2 separate regions of the Homo sapiens genome follow, and region 2 is linked to region 1. Evidence: chromatin loops called from intact Hi-C (ENCODE). Cell type or tissue: OCI-LY7. All regions are shown on one strand. Each heading gives the region's core, and the rest is flanking DNA. Links, peaks and the distances in the headings are about the cores only. Region 1 overlaps PRKCI (protein kinase C iota). Region 2 overlaps PRKCI (protein kinase C iota).

What was found. Hi-C counts contacts between places; a loop is a spot of excess contacts. Peaks named below come from ENCODE experiments on the same cell type or tissue, not always from the same donor. Only the 100,000 strongest peaks of a DNase experiment are listed, where the experiment ranks them.
Region 2: a loop joins it to region 1, with 2.1 times the contacts of the local background. A loop is called at or near these places in 3 of 110 quality-filtered maps.

Annotation. Positions count from the first base shown.
Region 1 is chr3:170,235,676-170,238,595 of GRCh38, reverse strand. The region is part of intron 2 of PRKCI (protein kinase C iota); the gene reads right to left. Among named protein-coding and RNA genes, the nearest start is that of PRKCI, 15 kb to the right of the region's middle. In OCI-LY7, for the core only: no CTCF peak of the experiment used is centred there; no DNase peak of the experiment used is centred there.
Region 2 is chr3:170,295,230-170,298,149 of GRCh38, reverse strand. PRKCI (protein kinase C iota) reads right to left here. Exons shown (of 18, transcript NM_002740.6): 15 at 2,160-2,239; 16 at 757-846. Among named protein-coding and RNA genes, the nearest start is that of SKIL, 61 kb to the left of the region's middle. In OCI-LY7, for the core only: no CTCF peak of the experiment used is centred there; a DNase peak (open chromatin) is centred at 1,249; H3K4me3 peaks cover 512 bases; H3K27ac peaks cover 1,242 bases.

The DNA.
Region 1 (2,920 bases), core at 128-2,627:
AGAAAAGAAATGTTCATTATATATTGTTTATGGTAGTGAAAAACTAGAAATAGTCCAAATGTCCATCGATAAGGGATTAATCATGAAACATCTATAATATGTAATACTATGCAGTACTAAAAAAAAAAAAAGAGTAATGATGCAAATTGAAGTACACTGAAATGAAAAAATGTCCAGCGCATACTATAAAGGAAAACACTGCATAACGATTTGTATATAATTTTTTTTTTTTTGAAATGGAGTCTCGCTCTGTTGCCCAGGCAGGAGTACAACGACACAATCTCAGCTCACTGTAACCTCCGTCTCCCAGGTTCAAGTGATTCTCCTGCCTCACCCTCTCTAGTAGCTGGGATTACAGGCACCCGCCACCACGCTCAGGTAATTTTTCTATTTTCAGTAGAGATGGGGTTTCACTATGCTGGTCAGGCTGGTCTCGAACTCCTGACCTCAGGCCATCCACCCGCCTCGGCCTCCCAAAATGCTGGGATTATAGGCATGAGAAACCATGCCCGGCCCCATATAATTTTTTTTTAAGGCCATGGAGGGCCAGGGTGGGTGGCACTGGGCTCCAAGCTCCCCATGCCCACCAGGTCTGCAAAATATCAGCTGTATGTCATTTGTCATGTTAATAAAACTGTTAATAAAGAATTTATAGAAACATACATACACGTTTGCAAATGCATAGAAAATATATAGAAGGATACATACTAAGCTATTCTCTTACAATTGGAATTGGTGAGGGAGGAGAGAGAAAAAAGGAAAAACAGGAGGCTTCTTTTTACATTTCATAAATTTTTGCACTACTTTTTTTCCTGAACAGTGAACATGAATTACTTCAGGAACACTGTTTTAAAAAATGAGAATGTGTTTATGTTTACCTATAGCTTGGAGCTTCAATAATGACTTTCCAGAGTTCTTTATATCAGGGAAGATAGAAATGATCCCAAATATTGAGCTAAATATTATGACATTCCTTAAAATGAAATTCTATTTGTATAACAATTAACAGAAAACTATTGTAAAAAAAGTAGTATATTTAGGGTATCTTCTCTCTTTTTTTATTTCCACAGGTTTTCAAGGAGCAGGTGGTGTTTGGTTACATGAGTAAGTTCTTTTAGTGGTGACTTCTGAGATTTTGCTGCACCTATCACCTGAGCAGTGTACACTGTACCCAATATGTAGGCCTTTATCCCTCACCCCCAACCCACCCTTTCTTTAGGGTACCTTTTAACTAGACTTCCATAATAGTCATGTAAAATAAAATTTAATGTGATCTGCAAAGCTCTTGGGGATCTAGTCTCATGCTTCTCAAACAAATTTCTGTATTCATACAACTCACCCGTGGAGCCTGTTAAACTGTAGGCCAATTCATACTTCACCACTTCATACTTCAGATACAGTGAATTACTGCTTTTCACTCATCATGTTCTTCACATTTCTGTGCCTTTCTACATATTCTTCTTCAGCCTATATGGTTTTCTCCTCACCTCCTCTACCTCAAAAACTTCTACTCTGTTACAGGTTTATGTCAAACATTGCAGATGTATTATAGATGTGTCTTCCTTTGTATTCCTCAAGGCCCCTATGCGTTTATGTTCCAGAATTTATCACATTTGTTACACATGTGTCCATCTCCCTATCAGACTATGGGTTTGAGGATAGGAAATGTCTGTCCTCAGCACACAGATATTTGCTTCTTTTTCCCTTTTTCTTTCTTTTTTTTTTTTTTTTGAGACAGGGTCTTGCTTTGCTTGCTTTGTTGCTGGAGTGCAGTGGCACAATCAGGGCCCATCTTCAGCCTTGACCTTCCAGGCTCGAGCAATCTTCCCACCTCAGCCTCCCAAGTAGCTGGGACCACAGGTGCACGCTACCACCAGATAAGTTTTAAAAACTTTTTGTAGAGACAGGGTCTCACAATGTTGCCCAGGCTGTTCTCAAACTCCTGGCCTCAAGCAATCCTCCCACCTCAGACTCTAAAGTGCTGGGATTACAGGCGTAAGCCTACATATATGATAAATGTTTTCTGAGTACAAGTCACTGAGGTATCAGGTTTCTGCCACTACTTTGAAATAATGATTGTCAAAATCACTTTCATTCCACAATATTTTCTTTAAGGTAATATTCAGCTTAAAAATAGGTAATCTCTTAAATTAAAATATAAGACAACACATATTCAAAATTAAAGTGAAGCTGGGGGCCAGGTGTGGTGGCCCATACCTGTAATCCCAGCACTTTGGGAGGCCTAGGTGGGCAGATCACTTGAGGCCAGGAGTTCAAGACCAGCCTGGGCAACACGGCAAAACCCCGTCTCTACTACAAATACAAAAATTATCTGGGTGTGGTGGTGCACCCCTGTATCCCAGCTACTTGGGAGGCTGAGGCACAAGAATTGCTTGAACCTTGGAGGCGGAGGTTACAGTGAGCTGATATCATGCCACTACACTCCAGCCTGGGCGACAGAGCCAGACTCTGTCTCAAAAAAAAAAAATTTAAATTAAAAAATAAAGTGAAGCTGAATGCAGTGGCTCCTGCTTGCAATCCCAGTACTTTGGGAGGTCATGATGGGAAGATCACTTGAGGCCAGGAGTTGGAGACCAGCCTGGACAACTTAGCAAGACCCTGTCTTTAAAAAATAAAAAAAAAAAATTTAATTCAAAGAAAAAACAAAATTAAAGTAAAACATCACACTATTTGATGAGATGCTTACCTTATGCTTAAAAAAGTCAAGTTAGGCTGGGCACAGTGGCTCACGCCTGCAATGCCAGCACTTTGGGAGGCCGAGGTGGGCAGATCATAAGGTCAGGAGTTTGAGACCAGCTTGGCCAACATAGCGAAACCCCCGTCTCTACTAAAAATACAAAAATTAGCCGGGCATGGTGGTGCACACTTGTAGTCCCAGCTACTTGGGAGGCTGAGGCAG
Region 2 (2,920 bases), core at 213-2,712, 59 kb before region 1:
TGGAATCCCAGCACTTTGGGAGGCTGAGGCGGGTGGATCACTTGAGGTCAAGAGTTCAAGACCAGCCTGGCCAACATGATGAAACCCCGTCTCTACTAAAAATACAAAAATTAGCTGGGCGTGGTGGCGTGTGCCTGTAATCCCAGCTACTCAGGAAGCTGAGGCAGAATTGCTTGAACCCAGGAGGTGGAGGTTGCAGTGAGCAGAGATCACACTACTGCACTCCAGCCTGGGTGACAGAATGAGACTCCGTCTCAGAAAAAAAATAATAAATTAAAAAAAAATTGAATTTTTTTTTTGTTTTAAAAGTTTTCTAAAAAGCAGTTTAGAAAGTGGTTTTAAGTTTTTAAAGCTGTGATATGTTAGCTAAGACAATAAAATTTGGCCCGAGATAGGCCGGGTGTGGTGGCTCACATCTGTAATCCCAGCACTTTGGGAGGCCGAGGTGGGTGTATCACCTGAGGTCAGGAGTTCGAGACCAGCCTGGCCGACATTGTGAAACCCCCCCCATCTCTACTAAAAATACAAAAATTAGCTGGGCATGGTGGTGAGTGACTGTAATTCCAGCTACTAGGGAGGCAGAGACAGAACTGCTTGAACTCGCGAGGCGGAGGTTGCAGTGAGCTGAGATCGTGCCATTGTACTCCAGCCTCGGTGACAGAGCAAGACTCTGTCTAAAAACAAACAGAACAACAACAAAAAATTGGCCCAAGATAATAATGAAACCTAATAGTTGAGTAATCAAAATTTACATACCATATCCCAATCAACATTTCGGAAGAACGGGTGTCCCTGAATATCAGCAAATCCTGTTTGAGGATGACAACCCAATCGTTCCTTAGGGTCCTATGGTGAAAGAAATGTTTCAAGAATTGGGTGAATGTCATGCTTTAAAATAAATCATCTTTGTGATCTGTGTTGTGTGCCCTCACATGATACTCTTATTTCTGAAGTTGGAATGGTCTACCTTTTATTTCTAGAAAGTACAACTCCAGAACAAATTGAGTTATTTGAAACTTGTGATTCCTCAAGGCACTTTCTCCACCCATCATGTAATTAAAACAGAGAATCATCACCAATTCCTTGCTAAAGAAAAACAGGAGGAAAAAGAGAACAGCAGAATCATTTGACAGCACCCAGCCATTTCTTTGCATGACCTAGTGTGAGAGTCAAAACATGCAAACCTCCAAACTTCATGAGAAGTTTGTTTTTAGCTTAATTTAAAATCCCCATGCCCAATTATAGCAACAAACCACCACCTGTGTAAGACAATGATACAACCATTATCTGAATCACTGGACTGAGGAGCCTGCAACTTATAAAAAGTCTTGGCTTATTCATCACTATGAATGAGAATATGTTCCCATTTTTCTTTCTGATAAAAGGTATTTTATTTTGCATATCAACACCTCTTGCCTTCATTTTTCACTATGTGAAAAATTAGGTTTCAAGTTTAAATCTTTCCTCACATAAATTGTTCATTTTTTAAAAGGCTTCAATTTCTTATTTTATTAAAACTCATTATCTTATCTATTTACCTTAGAAGGTAAATGTACATCAACTTTTCTATCATACCATTTATTTAAAGTAGAATTTATAATTGCCAAGACCACACTCCTAGATCCTAAAACTCCTCTAGCCTACCAACAGCAACAAACAATTGAATGATGTTCACATTTTTAAGAGCCAAAGATAGCATTTCATTTCTTCCGAATCTTACCTAATTATAGCATTTTTGACATGAGAATTTGTAGGGAGCACTGCGGCCCACGTGCTCAAAAAGTACATGGTAATAAATAGATTCTATGGATAATGATACAGAGAAAATGGAAACAGAGTTCAAAGTACAATTATGGCTAAACCCAAAGATTAACTCTTCCCCTATGTGAGAATATGGTATATATTATTTACACATACACAAAAATTATGTAATATATAGCTGGGGAGTAAATTTTATTGCCAAAATGGAAAGGACAACTAACTTATCTCAGGATCTAATGCTGTCAATTACTCTTTGGGTAAGAGACAAATTCTGGGTCAAACTGAAAAAGTTACATTCTCTACTGTTTTGGAATTTTACATTTCCCAAACCGCTACTGACCAGTTTGATATATATAGAAAGAGACAAATCACAAAATATTCTTATACACAATTTATACCTTATTAAGAAAACTCTTCAGAACACTTGCAGCTTTTACAGACAGAGAACGTGGTATGCGAATTTGTTTTTCCAAAATAACTAGAAAGATAAAAATTATAGTATTATATTTAACTTTTACATGGCTTTAATCTTTTTTCTTCTTTTTTGAAAGGGGCTTGTTCTGTTGCCCAGGTTGGAGTGCAGTGATGCAATCACAGCTCACTGCAGCTTTGACCTCCCGGGCTTAAGCAATCCTTCCACCTCAACCTCCCAAGTAGCTGGGACCACAGGCGCCACCATCACGCTCGGCTAAATTTTTTTTTTTTTTTTTTTTGAGATGGAGTCTTGTTTTGTCATCCAGGCTGGAGCACAGTGGCACGATCTCAGCTCACTGCAACCTCTGCCTCCCGGGTTCAAGTGCTTCTACCACTTCAGCCTCCTGAGTAGCTGGGATTACAGGCGTGTGCCACTATGCCCAGTGAGTTTTGTGTTTTTGGTAGAGATGGGGTTTCACCATGCTGGCCGGGCTGGTCTCAAACTCCTGACCTCATGAAGGTAAGTGATCCGCCCACCTCAGCCTCCCAAAGTGCTGGGATTACAGGTGTGAGCCACTGCGCCCAGCAATGGCTGGCTAATTTTAAATTTTTTTGTAGAGATAAGGGTCTCACCATATTGCTCAAGCTGGTCTTGAACTCCTGGGTTCAAGCAATCCTCCTGCCTTGGACTCCCAAAGTGCTGGGATTACAGGTGTGAACCACTGCACCTGGCAATCTTTAAATT